2 separate regions of the Homo sapiens genome follow, and region 2 is linked to region 1. A link is a contact called in ENCODE Hi-C or POLR2A ChIA-PET data. All regions are on one chromosome and are shown on one strand. Each heading gives the region's core, a stretch centred on a gene start or an enhancer-like site at or near the end of the contact. The rest is flanking DNA. Distances are from core to core; before and after follow the strand shown. Region 1 overlaps LOC124900275 (extensin-like). Region 2 has its middle 26 kb from the start of C9orf50.

Region 1 (6,822 bases), core at 2,693-5,192:
TCTGTTCTAAAGCCGGAGGATATTCAGATTCTTTCCAGTTTAGGGCTATCCTGAATAGTGTTGGTGTGAATATTCCAGGTTATGTCTTTCTTTCTTCCTTTTTTTTTAATTGAGACAAGATCTTGCTCTGTCACCCAGGCTGGAGTGCAGTGGCGAGATCACAATTCACTGTAGCCTCCACCTTCCGGGTTCAATCAATCTGCATGCCTTGGCCTCCTGAGTAGCTGGGACTACAGGCATATACCATCATGCCTGGCTACTTTTTAGTAGAGACGAGGTTTTGCCTTGTTGCCTAGGCTGCTCTCGAACTTCTGGGCTCAAGCAATCCTCCCTCCTTGGCCTCCCGATGTGCTGGGATTACAGGCATGAACCACCTCACCTGGCACAGGTTACATCTTTTGATGAACACGTGGATGCATTTCTTTTGCCTGTATGCCCAGGAGTGGAAATGCTTGGTCAGAGGGCAGGGTGTGTTCAACACAATTAAACCTTACGGATGCTTTCGTGGTGGTTATACTAATTTAGATTCCCATCAGCAATGTCTGAGAGTTCTGGTTGCTCCATATCCTCATCAGCACTTGGTATTGCCAGTCTTTTTCACTTAAACTTCTCTGGTGTCTGAAGCGGTAGCTCACTGTGGTTTTGTATTCTCCTTGCTATTGTCCGAATGTTTGAGTTTCTCCCAAAAACTCATACGTTAAGACTTAATCGGCTGGGTGCAGTGGCTCATGCCTGTAATCCCAGCATTTTGGGAGGACGAAGTGGGCGGATCATGAGGTCAGGAGTTCGAGACCAGCCTGACCAACATGGTGAAACCCTGTCTCTACTAAAAATATGAAAATTAGCCGGGCATGGTGGCACACGCCTGTAATCCCAGCCACTTGGGAGGCTGAGACAGGATAATCACTTCAGCCCGGGAGGCAGAGGTTGCAGTGAACCAAGATTACGCCACTGCACTCCAGCCTAGGCAACAGAGTGAGAGTCCATCTCAACAACAACAACAACAAAAAGACCTAATCACCAAGGTGATGGTGTTAGAAGGTGTTAGAAGATGGGGATCTTTGAAAGGTGATTAGGTCATGAGGGCTCTATCCTTGTGAATTGGATAACTGCCCTTATAAAAGAGGCCCCAGAGAACTGTCTTCCCCCTTCCACCATGTGAGGATACAGCAAGAAGGTGCCATGTTTGAAGCAGGGAACGGGCTCAGGCACCGGATCTACTGCTGCCTTGATCTTGGACTTCCCAGCCTCCAGAACTGTGAGCAATAAATTCCGTTGTTTATAAATTTCCCAGTCTAAGGTATTTTGTTACAGTATCCTGAACTGACCAAGCCACCCCCATGAGTCATGAAGCTAGCAGCTTTTCGTGTATTTGTTGGCCTCCTAAGTACTCTTGTTATGAAGTACTTTAATGCAAGCCCTCCCCCATTTTTCTCTTGAATTGTCTGCCTTTTTCTTTTTGGTTTGTAGGAGTTCTTCATATATAGTGGGAAAAAATCATTTGGGATGTGTGTGTGTGCGCACACGCAAATGCATGCATGCACGTGTTTAAAAGGCCAATATTCTCTGTCCCACAAATTCAGAACACCACAGTGGTTGGGCCATAATTGCACTGTGGGTGGTGGCAGGGTTTCAGACAAAAGGCATAATAACATGTCACATAAAATTAATCTGATTTGAATCGATTTTGTACGTGATGGGTCAATTTGTCTTGGTCTGATGCTTGTATAAGAGCTACAAGGAGTTTATATCTCATTTTATGCTTGCACATGTTTAAGTAATACACAATAAAAATCATTTAAGGCAACAGTGAGGGCCCAGGAGATGCCCTTCTTCTCTAGGTAAGCAGGAGATTCTCAAAACACAAATCCAATCTGTGACTCCCCTGCTTAATGCATCTCAAAAGATCCTTTTTTTGTCTAGGATGGAGATGAGACTCCTTCCCCTGGTAGGCGGCCTCCTCGGACCTGCTCCCCTGCACTGTTCACTGAAGCCGCCGCCTCCTTCTGGGCATGGTCTCTCCATGTCTTCTCTCTCCACATAAGCCCCCAGCCCCTGTTTTGGAGCAGCTGCTGCCCTGACCACCCCTTTTGCTTAGACTTAGCTCAATCATCCCTTCTCTGGGAAGCTCCCACTGTGGCCTCTGAAACCACCATCCCAGCTGGGCACTTTGCTTCCTTTTTTTTTTTTTTTTTTGAGACAGAGTCTCGCTCTGTCGCCCAGGCTGGAGTGCAGTGGCGCCATCTCGGCTCACTGCAACCTGTGCTCCTGGGTTCACGCCATCCTCCTGCCTCAGCCTCCCGAGTAGCTGGAACTACAGACGCCCGCCACCACGCCCAGCTAATTTTTTTGTATTTTTAGTAGAGACAGGGTTTCACCGTGTTAGCCAGGATGGTCTCAATCTCCTGACCTCATGATCCGCCCGTCTCGGCCTCCCAAAGTGCTGGGATTACAGGCGTGAGCCACCACGTCCGGCCTTTGCTTCTTTGCATAATCTCAGCTGAGATTTATAATTTACTTGTGGGATTCTCCCCTCTCAAACTATAAGTTCTGTGAAGACAGAGATGGTATTTTTTTCTCCTCACTTTATTTATTTATTTGAGACAGAGTCTCACTATGTTGCCCAGGCTGGAGTGCAGAGGTGCAATCTCGGCCCACTGCACGCTCCACCTCCTGAGTTCAAGTGATTCTCCTGCTCAGCCTCCTGAGTAGCTGGGACTACAGATATGCACCACCATGCCTGGCTAATATTTGTATTTTTAGTAGAGACGGGGTTTTGCCATGTTGGCCAGGCTGGTCTCAAACTCCTGACCTCAGGTAATCCACCTGCCTCTGCCCCTCAAAGTGCTGGAATTACAGTCACGAGCCACTGCGCCCGGCCTTCTCCTCACCTTTTTCTCCAGTGTCCACTCCAGCATGCAGTATTTGATAAGCGCTCAGTAAATGTTTGTTGAATGACTTACTAACCTGAGCTTGTGTTAACTCTCTCACTGTATTGATTCTGAAAGGCAAAGAGGGCCCAAGGTCACATGTAGGGAAGGGCCAAAGGCAGGACTGGAGCCCAGCAATTCTTGTTCAACCACACGGAATGGGAAGTAAAGTCCTCTTTGGCCAGCAGCAGAGGGGCCAGGTCCCCCTTGTCATCAGCCTGGAAGACCCTAAAGGATCATCTAGGACAATTCTTTCATTCTTTGAATGGGGCATCTAAAACTGAAGAGTGGACAGGGATTGTCTAGAGTCATACGGTGAAGGTGATCCGGAAGTTCCGCTAGAGAACACAGCAGATTCTATCCTGTAGAAACACAATGGGTTCTACCCAGATTGCCTGACACTCAATATTCTTTTTTAATTAAACTAAATTAATTAACTACTTTTTGAGTGCAGTGTTGTGATCTCAGCTCACTGCAACCTCCACCTCTCAGGTTCAAACAATTCTCCTGCCTCAGCCTCCCGAGCTGCTGGGATTACAGGTGTGTGCCACCACGCCCAGCTAATTTTTGTATTTTTAGTAGAGTCAGGGTTTCGTCGCGTTGGCCAGGCTGGTCTTGAACTCTTGGCCTCAAGCAATCCACCTGCCTCAGCCTCCCAAAGGGCTGGGATTTCAGGCGTGAGCCACTGAGAGGGGCTCTGACACTCAACATTCTTTCCAGTATCCCCAACTCTCCTGGAGGTGAAGGACTAAGGGGGTGGGGGCATGGCTCTCAGACTCCAGACTGACAACCTAATATTGAGGCTGGGCTGGGAGTGGAACCGAGATTTCCCAGCCTGAGGCCAATGGATGACAAGGGCCTTTCTTGTTCTCCTCCAGAGCCTCTTCTGGAGCCCCACTAGGGAATTCCTGTCCTTGGAAAAGTGGGAGAGGACCAGAACATTCTGGAATAAAGACTGGAGACATTCAGAGTGACGCAAGAAGTACAGTCCACAGTGGAGGAAAACTCCAGCTGCCAGGCAATTGCCCGCTGGTCCCTGGCCTGGTCTAGGTGGTTGTGGGGGAAGGGGAGCTAACTGCAGTGACTCACTTAACCCTTTCCGGGCAGAGGAAGATAACGCTTTTTAATTGAAGAAATTTTTTAATTAAAAAACATTTTTTTGACGGCTTCTTGTTGAGCAGGGCTACCCCACAGGCCATGTGCCTAGAGTGGCCTTAATTGAAATTTTTGTTACAATCATTGTAGATTCCTGTACAGTTATAAGAAATAAAACAGCCGGGCGTGGTGGCTCATGCCTGTAATCCCAGCACTATGGGAGGCCGAGACGGGCGGATGACGAGGTCAGGAGATTGAGACCATCCTGGCTAACACGGTGAAGCCCCGCCTCTACTAAAAATACAAAAAATTAGACGGGCGAGGTGGCGGGCGCCTGTAGTCCCAGCTACTCGGGAGGCTGAGGCAGGAGAATGGTGTGAACCCAGGAGGCGGAGCTTGCAGTGAGCCAATATCGTGCCACTGCACTCCAGCCTGGGCGACAGAGCGTCTCCAAAAAAAAAAAAAAAAAAAGAAGAAATAAAACAGAGAGGCTGGGCACAGTGGCTCACGCGTGTAATCCCAGCACTTTGGGAGGCCGAGGCAGGTGGATCACCCAGCCTGGGCAACAAGAGGGAAACTTCATCTCAAAATAACAACAACAACAAAAAAGAAAACAGAGGGATCCCAGGTACCCGCCTTCACTCAGTTTCCCCAATGGTAACATCTCGCAGAACTACTGGGCGCCATCACAGCCGGGGTCTGACTGCTCTTGCTCAGGTTTCCCCGGTTTTCCGTATCCTCACGTGTGTGTATTTACTTCTGTGCAATTTTATCGCAGGCCAAGGCAGGCGGATCACCTGAGCTCAGGAGTTTGAGACCAGCCTGGGCAACATGGTGAAACCCTGTCTCTACAAAAAATACAAAAATTAGCCGGACACGGTGGCACGTGCCTGTAGCCCCAGCTCCTTGAGGGTCTGAGATGGGAGGATCACTTGAGCCCAGGAGGTGGAGGTTGCAGTGAGCCCATATTGCGCCACTGTACTCCAGCCTGGGTGACAGGGCGAGACCCTGTCTCAAAAACAAAAACAAATAAACAGAATGAGAGTATGCAACCTTTTGGGACTGGCTTTTCCCCTCAGCAGACACCACTTTTCTTGAGCACCTTGATCTCATAGTCCCAGGGACGGCTTCTGTTATTCCCATTTTACAGCTGAGCAAACTGCTCCCCAACGCCCAACCCCCAGAGCCAGCGCTCATGATGGCTAATTTGGGGAGCATCTCCTCCAGGAGAGGAGGGCAGGGGGTTGGGCGGAGGGCTGGGGCCAGAGCCTTCCCCAGCCCTGCTGAGACCCAGCTCCCTCTTCTGCAGCCTGTCTCAGAGCGGGGTCTCCTTTGTGCCTCCCACCCGCTCCCCAGGCCCGTCTTTTCCCTCAGCAGAGAGGCAGTGAATGGGGGCCGCTGGGGGCCGAATCTGCTGGCCCGAGGCCCAGCTTGGCCACAGAGAGGCTGTGTGACTAGCACGGTGGCCCCATCCTCTGAGCCTCAGGATCCCCCTGGGTAAAACAGGGGGAAGGGTCACACCCTGCAAATCCATGAAGATGCAATGAGGCAACGTGTGAGGCGCAGTCAGCGAAGTGCCAGGCGCAGAGTGAGCCCCCAGCGCACGCCGCGGAGAGCCGCCCGCAGCCCCATTTGGCAATGAATTATGTATGGCCTTCTGGCAGCCCTGCGTGTGGGGCTGCAAGCTCCCTCTGCTCCCCCCTGCTTCTCTTTCCGGTGAGGGGCGCAGGCTCCCCCGGGGGGGTGGGCAGTGTTCTTTGTCTCTCCTGCAGGGACCCCCTATCAGCTTCCCAAGGCTAGTGCCTCAGTGCCCAGGATGCCCATTTCACAGGCTGGAGAACCAAGGGCTGGTATAGCTCAGGGTCTTTTTCAACAGACACTAATAACAATAATAGAGCGCCACCAGTAACAATAATAATCACCATCGTACCTGCTGGGCTTTGTTTTTCTGTGTGTGCCAGACACATTTAACAGAAAATCCTTCATCCAACAAAAATGTCCACCTGTGCAGGCACTGTCCGAGGGGTTGGGGGCATAGCCCACAACCGAACAAAGTCTTGCCCTCACAGAGCTCGGGTGCCACTGTGGGAGAGCAGGAAATTAATAAATGAGTAATTTATGACATAAAATGTCAGGTGACAGAGGCTATGCAGGAAGAGGAAAGAGACGGGGTGGTCAGGGAAAGCCTCTGTGAAGAGGTAGCATTTGAGCAGTGCCTTGAAGGAAGTGAGGGAGCCCTCTCAGGAGGTATCTGGGGAGGAATGTTCCAGGCCAAAGGAACAGCCAGTTCAAAGGGCCTGGGGTGGGACCTGTGCCTGTGCCAGGCTCACCAGTGCAATGGGAGGCATCAGATTCTCAGAACAGCCCTGGGAGGTGCATGCCATCACTGCCCCATTGTAGAGATGAGAAAACTGAGATTCAGAGCCTATTTAGAATCTTTCCTCGTCTGCTTTATGCATATGCATAAATGTGTTTGGTTGGGGGTGTTAGGAAATATGTGATATGTATCACATCATCTTTCTTTCTTTTTTTTTTTTTTTTGGTGGTGGGGGAATGGACTCTTGCTCTGTCGCCCGGACTGGAGTGTAGTGGCGCGATCTTGGCTCACTGCAACCTCCGCCTCCCGGGTTCAAGCAATTCTCCTGGCTCAGCCTCCCGAGTAGCTGGGATTACAGGCATGCATCGCCACGCCCGGCTAATTTTTTTTTTTTTTTTTAGTAGAGACAGGGTTTCACCATGTTGGCCAGGCTGGTCTCGAACTCCTGACCTCAGGTGATCCGCCCACCTTGTACTCCCA
Region 2 (6,822 bases), core at 1,382-3,881, 88 kb before region 1:
GTCAGGCAGCCACTTCCTTATGGTTACACCAGAAAGGGAGAGCCATTTCCCTCCACCCTTACTTTAGGGACCGGGAAACAGGACGGCAAGAAGGAATGCGCTACACCTCAACCCGGAGGGAGGGCATTCAGCCGCCACCCCCTCAGCCTTCCAGGAAGCTGAGGCCCAGAGAGGGCCAGGCTGGACCACGGGTTACACTGCGGGCAGGGCTTGGCTGATGCAGGAAGCGGTTCCTCTCCGGTGGGATGGGTGGGGTCGGGCAGGTACCCCAAGGAGAGCCCGGGCTCCCAGCTTAGCTTCCTGTTCCTATCTCAGCTGTCCAAGGGCCACTGAATGTTCCCGAATGCCCCTCCCCAGAGGAGTCCTGGGCAGGGAGTAGGGCATTCAGGAAAGCTGAGGCCCAGCGACAGGTAGGCGCTGGCCTGAGGTCCCACAGCGCAGGCGGGTCCGAAGCCCCCAGTCTGGGTTCAGGCCTCCCCCGCCCTGCGGCGCGGCCTCGTGGCGTCCCCAGCCCTCCGTTCCCGGTCGCTGCCCTGCAGGGACTTGCCCAGCGGGGACGCGCCGGGCCTCCCCGAGGTCTGCGCCCGGCTGCAGCCGCGGGATGAAAGGGGAATCCACCGAAACCCGCCTCCCTCCCAGCTCGCCCGCCCCACCCGCAACCGGATCTGGCTGGGGGCGGCGGGCTTTGAAGTCCGCGCCAGCGGCCCCAGCGCTCGGACGGCTCCGGAGACTCCGGGAGGCCGACTTGAAAGGGCAAGCCGCGGGCCGGTCCAGCCTTCCCGGGACAGGGCCGGGGAGAGCGGGGAGGAGGAGGGGAGGGGCGGGAGGGGGAGAAAGGGGAGAGTGAAGGGGAGGGGGCGGAGGGAGGGACAAAGGGTCCCGCCTGACGCCCTCCCCAGGGCCCAAGGGCGGCCCAGCCCCGCGCTAGGAGCGAGGAATGAGTTATCCCGGCATTCAAGGCCCTGCCGTGGGTGCCCTGCGCGCCACCCGTTTCTTCCTCCCTCCTGGCCCCTTGGCCAGACAGAACTGCTTCTCAGCTACTGCCTCACTCCGGCCTTAGCACACGCTGTTCCTTCTGCCAGGAGCGCCTTTCCCATCTTCCCCTCCCAGGCTCCAGCCTCAGCTCCTCCCTGCGGGGGATGGGAGGGAAGGGCGTCCTCTCTTCCTGTGGGGCCTCCCATAAACCTCCTGCCCTACCCTCTTCCCGGGTGCCCTCCTCCCCGGCCCCCTGCCTCAGCGTCCCCCAAGGCTGCTCAGACTCTGGTAATCCCTGGCCCAGAACCCCAGCTGTGGACACCTGGAGGGCATCCTCGCATCCCCCAGTCTGGACAGCTGTGGGTGGGCGCAGGAGACAGGGAGAGGGGGTCCTTCGATAATAGCGATCACAATACTAATAAGCCTTGGGGACTGGTCAGTGTGTGGGCGGGTGCTGAGAGAATTCCAGGGTCCTAGAGCCCATCGGCCCCGCGCACTGGAGCCTTATAGCTTCCAATGCACCCATGCAGGCGCACCATAGCCTCTTTCTCCTCCCTGCCCATCAGATTGCAAAGCTGGGTGACCCCTCTCCCGACCTCCAGCCGGGACCTCCTCCTCACTGCAGAGGGCCCCCAGCTGCCGCCTCGGCCCTTGGGTTCAACCACTGGCAGCCCCTAGAAAGCTCCAGCCCCACCCCCAGGGTTCTCTGTCCTCAGAGTCCCAGGAGGCTTTGCAGCTGTCTCCTGGAACCCTCTCCTCTGCCCACCTAGTGGGCTGATTGCCTGGTTTCTCCCAGCTCCCCAGGGCTGCTGGCTGAGGACAGAGTTTTTGTTCCAAGTTGCAGATGAGGACACTGAGGCCCACAGAGAAGTTGAGGTCTCGAAGCTGGTGGGATTGAGGTGGCCATGCTGGCCCCTGAGGAGCCAAGAGAGAGGGGCCCCCAACAGGCTGTGTCTAATAGGACAAGAGTGCCGCCATCTTCACAAGTCTCCACCATCTTAAAAGTATCAAGTTTCCATGTCTCAAAACTGTCCGCAAATGTCAACCCTGCCCATAGCTTCAACAGAGCATAAGGCTGTAACTGCAGCAGAACCTCACAAAGTCCCCAACAGTCACAACCAGCCAGCACTTCCCCAACTCCTCCACATAGAATCTTTCCTCAAAGCACACTTCCGGGCTGGGCGCGGTGGCTCATGCCTGTAATCTCAGCACTTTGGGAGGCTGTGGTGGGCAGATAACCTGAGGTCAGGAGTTCAAGACCAGCCTGGCCAACATGGTGAAACCAGGTCTCTACTAAAAATACAAAAAAATTAGCTGGGTGTGGTGGCAGGCGCCTGTAATCCCAGCTACTCAGGAGGCTGAGGCAGGAGAATTGCTTGAACCTGGGAGGCGGAGGTTGCAGTGAGCTGAGATCCCACCATTGCACTCCAGCCTGGGCAACAGGAGTGAAACTCTGTCTCAAAAAAAAAAAAAAAAAAGCACACTTCCCCAACCAGGCCCTTTAAAAAGCCTCAGGCTATATGAGAAGCTTGCTCCTGAGCCTGCTGGCCAGAAGCCCTTCTCAGGTTTACTCTTAATAAATCCATCTCCACTGTAGAACTGCCTTCTTGCCTCTTCTTTCCTTCATCTTTCTATTCCAATACTTGCTGCCAAACCCCGGGATGAGTCTTGGGGCTGAGAACTCTTGCAACCCAGGAAGCAGTGGGCCCCGACAGCTCATCCCTGGCTAATTCCTGGATCCTGAGGGTTCTCTGGCTTCCCGCCTAGTCCCTCAACTCTTCCTCTTTTTTAAAAGTGATTTGCATGAGGTAATTGAGTGACAGGAGAGGACTTCGAGGCTGTGGCCAGGGCTACCCCTGGATGGGTTCTCAAAACTCCCGGACCCAGAATTTTGCCTCCAACCGCTGGATCTGGGCAATTTACTTTCTGTTTCTCCCCAACGGCTCCAGTTTGAGAGGTCCTTTGCTGGTTCCTTCTAAAACATCCAACACCAGACACTAATTAGTAAGGTTTGCCCCCACCTGTCTCTCCTGTGCTACCCAGGAGACTCAGGTCCGCAGTCCCGGTCTCCTGGGGACCATTAGGACCATCAGAGACCTTGGGAGGGTGACGTTCAGGGATGCCTGACCTTTCCCCTCAGTCTACCTCCTCTTGAGAGGATCTCCCGTCTCTGCCCTTTTTCTGGGGATGCCTAGTCTAACGGCAGACACCCCTGGCCTTTCCTTGCCAAATCTCAATGGGCTCCAATCAATCTCAAATTACTCCTTCCTCCCCTCTAGGTTTCCTGATTTGTAACCTTTCTAAACTCGGTATAAAGGGGGACATTAAAGTAAAGTGCCTTATATTCTTTTGCAATACTGCCTGGCCTCAGGCCAAGGGCAACCGTTGGCCTGAAAACGGCACATTCGACCACCAAATTTTAAGGGATTTAGATAACTTCATTTATCGAAATGGCAAATGGCAAGAAGTTCCTTCATTTACCTTTGCTCACGTCCTTCCCTCTGCCAAGATTGTTCCCCACACCTCTAATTTGCTCCTTAATCTCTGTTGTTGGCATAAAGGGCATTCAGAAAACTCCCCTCCAAACACTCCCCTTATATTGTTCCTTTCGGGACGTCACCCTCATACATTGCTTCCTGTTAATCCCACATTGCCCCATGCCTCTTCTAAGTAGAGACCTGCTGCACAAATTGCGTGGCTTCCTCCACCTTTGGGCTCTTGGCCAAAGCCATCCCTACTTATTTTTATGCCAGGAACCCAAATTCTCCCTACCTGAAGTTAAGGAGCCAACACCTGACCTTAGCATTATAACTCAAACAAATCCTATTGTTTGGTCAACACAAATTCTGCAGTCGTGGCGGCCCACCACTCCCCATTAAAATTTCATTAAAGGATCCTTCTCATTAGATCACAGTCCAACAGTATTCTGTCAGCCCTGAGAGGCTTCGGGGACTCAAGCCCATCATCTCCCAACTGTTAGCTGCCAACATCCTCATTCCAACCCATTCCCCTCATAACACCCCTATTGTCCCTGTCCGGAAGCTGGATGGGTCCTACCGGCTTGTCCAGGACCTTCGTCAAATCAATTCTGCTGTCATCCCTACACACCCAGTCGTTCCTAATCCCTATACACTCCTCTCCAGAATCCCCCCTCATACCAGTCATTTTTCAGTACTAGACCTCAAAGTGCCTTTTTCAGGCCAGGCACAGTGGCTCTCGCCTGTAATCCCAGCACTTTGGGAGGCTGAGGCGGACGGATCACGGGGTTGGGAGATCAAGACCACCCTGGCTAACACGGTGAAACCCCGTCTCTACTAAAAATGCAAAAAATTAGCCTGGCATGGCGGCGGGCGCTTGTAGTCCCAGCTACTCAGGAGGCTGAGGCAGGAGAACGGCATGAACCCGGGAGGCGGAGCTTGCAGTGAGCCGAGATTGCGCCACTGCACTCCAGCCTGGGCGACAGAGCGAGACTCTGTCTCAAAAAAAAAAAAAAAAGATGCCTTTTTCACTATACCTCTATACCCTTCTTCCCAAAACCTGTTTGCTTTTACCCAGATGGATCCAGATACCAACATTTCCCAACAGCTCACATGGACTGTCCTCCCCCAGGGTTTCAGACACAGCCCCCCAACTTTTTTGGACAAGCCCTTCAAGCAGACCTCTCTAAACTTTGCCTAACACCTCCCATCCTCCTTCGCTATGTAGATGATCTGCTGCTCTGTTCCCCTTCAGAGGAACTCTCTATTCAGCATACTGTTACCCTTTTAAACTCCCTCACCCAGTACAGCTACCAGCTGTCCAAAAAAAAAAAAAGGCCCAATTAGCCTCCTCCAAGGTTTCATACCTGGGCCTCATGATTACCCCTGCCACCTGGGAAATTCCCTCAACACACAAGCAGATGGTCCAGAGCATCCTATTCCCTCATACCAAAAGAGACTGTCTCTCTTTCTTGGGACTCATGGAGTACTTCCAGCTATGGATTGCCAATTTTGTAGTGATTGCCACGCCATTATATGAGGCCTCAAAGGGAAACCTCGCTGAGCTTATTGCCCCTACTCCTGAACTTCATCATGCTTTGTCCTGCTTAAAACAAGCTCTAACCTGGGCCCCTGCTTTGGGTCTCCTTAACCCCAGCCGACCTTTCCATTTATACTTACACAGCTCCCAAAACGGAGCTTTAGGCCTTTTGGCCCAGCCCACAGGGGACTCTCTTCAACCTGTTGCATACTTCTTCAAGCAGCTAGATCTTATCTATAAAAGTTGGCCTCACGGCTGGGCACGGTGGCTCATGCCTGTAATCCCCACACTTTGGGAGGCCGAGGCGGGCAGATCCCCTGAGGTCAGGAGTTCGAGACCAGCCTGACGAACATGGAGAAACCCCATCTCTACTGAAAATACAAAATTAGCCGGGCATGGTGGTACATGCCTGTAATCCCAGCTACTAGGGAGGCTGAGGCAGGAGAATCGCTTTAACCTGGGAGGCGGAGGTTGCAGTGAGCCGAGATCGCGCCATTGCACTCCAGCCTGGGCAACAAGAGCGAAACTCCGTCTCAAAAAAAAAAAAAAAAAAAAAGTTGGCCTCTTTGCCTAAACATTTTAGCCACAGCCTCTTTAATTATCCCAGAGGCACAAAATTTCATCTTCTATAAACCCCTGCAAGTTTATTCATCACATGACTTGCAAGATATGCTCAGCCACAGGGCACTTCAAACAGTATCCCCTTCCCGCATCCAGACCCTGCACTCAGCCATTCTCCAATCCTTTCTCTCCCTCCGTAAATGCTCCCCTCCTAACACCGCCACCCTTTTACCCTCAACACCCCTCTTAGAGTCACCCCTGCACTCCTGCACTGATATCACTGATGACTCCCTTATCACGTTCCATCATTTAACCAACGCACCTATAAAGGGAGCTCCAGGCTGGTTTCTAGACAGCAGTGTGTCCAGAGTTCCTCCTTTCTCAGCAGGGTATATTATCATGGAAGGATACCGTGATGACACCCCCGTCCTCCCTCCCTGAAGAGTCATAGAAGCCTCTTTCTTACCAGCAGGCACATCCTCCCAGCAGGTAGGCCCATAACCAGGGCCCTAACCCTAGCAGCAGGAAAACAGGTCAATATTTACACTGACTCCAAATATGCATAGAACATCATTCATTCCAATGCCCAAATTTGGAGTGAACGCGGTTTCCTCACCACAAAGTGAACCCCCATTGTTAATGGAAAGCTCATTCGCCATTTGTTACAGGCTGCCTTGCTCCCAAAAAGTGGCAATAATTCACTGCAGGGAACACCAATCAAATGAGGGTCATATTTCCTTAGGAAATCGCAAGGCTGACAAATGAGCCAGAATGACCTCAGCAAATCAAGAAATTCCCCAATATCTTTTTTTTTTTTTTTTGAGATGGAGTCTCGCTCTGTCCTCTGTCGCCCAGGCTGGAGTGCAGTGGGGCGATCTTGGCTCACTGCACCCTCTGCCTCCCGGGTTCAAGCGATTCTCCTGCCTCAGCCTTCCGAGTAGCTGGGACTACAGGCGTGTGCCACCACGTCTGGAAATTTTTTGTATTTTTAGCTAGATACATGGTTTCATGCCCCCTGAAAGCCTCCCTGCCACCAATAAAAGAGCCTCTACTGTGGCCGCCAAACTACTTTCTGTGTGTATGTGTATGTGTGTGTGTGTGTATATATATATATATACACACACACACACACATACACACACACACACACATATATATTTGAGACCAAGTTTCACTCTTGTTGCCCAGGTTGGAGTGCAATGGCGCGATCTCAGCTCACTGCAACCTCTGCCTCCCGGGTTCAAGCGATTCTCCTGCCTCAGCCTCCTG

The links. Hi-C counts contacts between places; a loop is a spot of excess contacts on that map. ChIA-PET counts read pairs that join two places held with the same protein, here RNA polymerase II (POLR2A). Pooled maps may share reads with other maps.
Region 2: a loop to region 1 is called in a map of heart right ventricle, with 2.2 times the contacts of the local background. The contact joins two enhancer-like sites. A Hi-C loop is called at or near these places in 64 of 168 maps with a recorded cell type or tissue (A673, CD14-positive monocyte, CD4-positive, alpha-beta T cell and 43 more), 7 of 37 single-sample maps with no recorded cell type and 30 of 50 pooled maps. POLR2A ChIA-PET finds 5 or more read pairs at or near these places in 28 of 52 experiments (A549, AG04449, AG04450 and 22 more).

Annotation. Positions count from the first base shown.
Region 1 is chr9:129,504,177-129,510,998 of GRCh38, reverse strand. The region is part of intron 3 of LOC124900275 (extensin-like); the gene reads right to left. All of the region lies in intron 4 of LINC00963 (long intergenic non-protein coding RNA 963), which reads right to left. Among named protein-coding and RNA genes, the nearest start is that of LINC00963, 19 kb to the right of the region's middle. Within about 2 kb of position 3,942, at least 4 of the 41 ENCODE cell types and tissues checked have a DNase peak (open chromatin) inside an H3K27ac peak, as active enhancers do; they include stomach, where a contact is called at or near this core.
Region 2 is chr9:129,591,365-129,598,186 of GRCh38, reverse strand. No RefSeq gene overlaps it. Among named protein-coding and RNA genes, the nearest start is that of C9orf50, 26 kb to the left of the region's middle. RefSeq lists a silencer at 551-770. Within about 2 kb of position 2,631, at least 11 of the 41 ENCODE cell types and tissues checked have a DNase peak (open chromatin) inside an H3K27ac peak, as active enhancers do; they include stomach, where a contact is called at or near this core.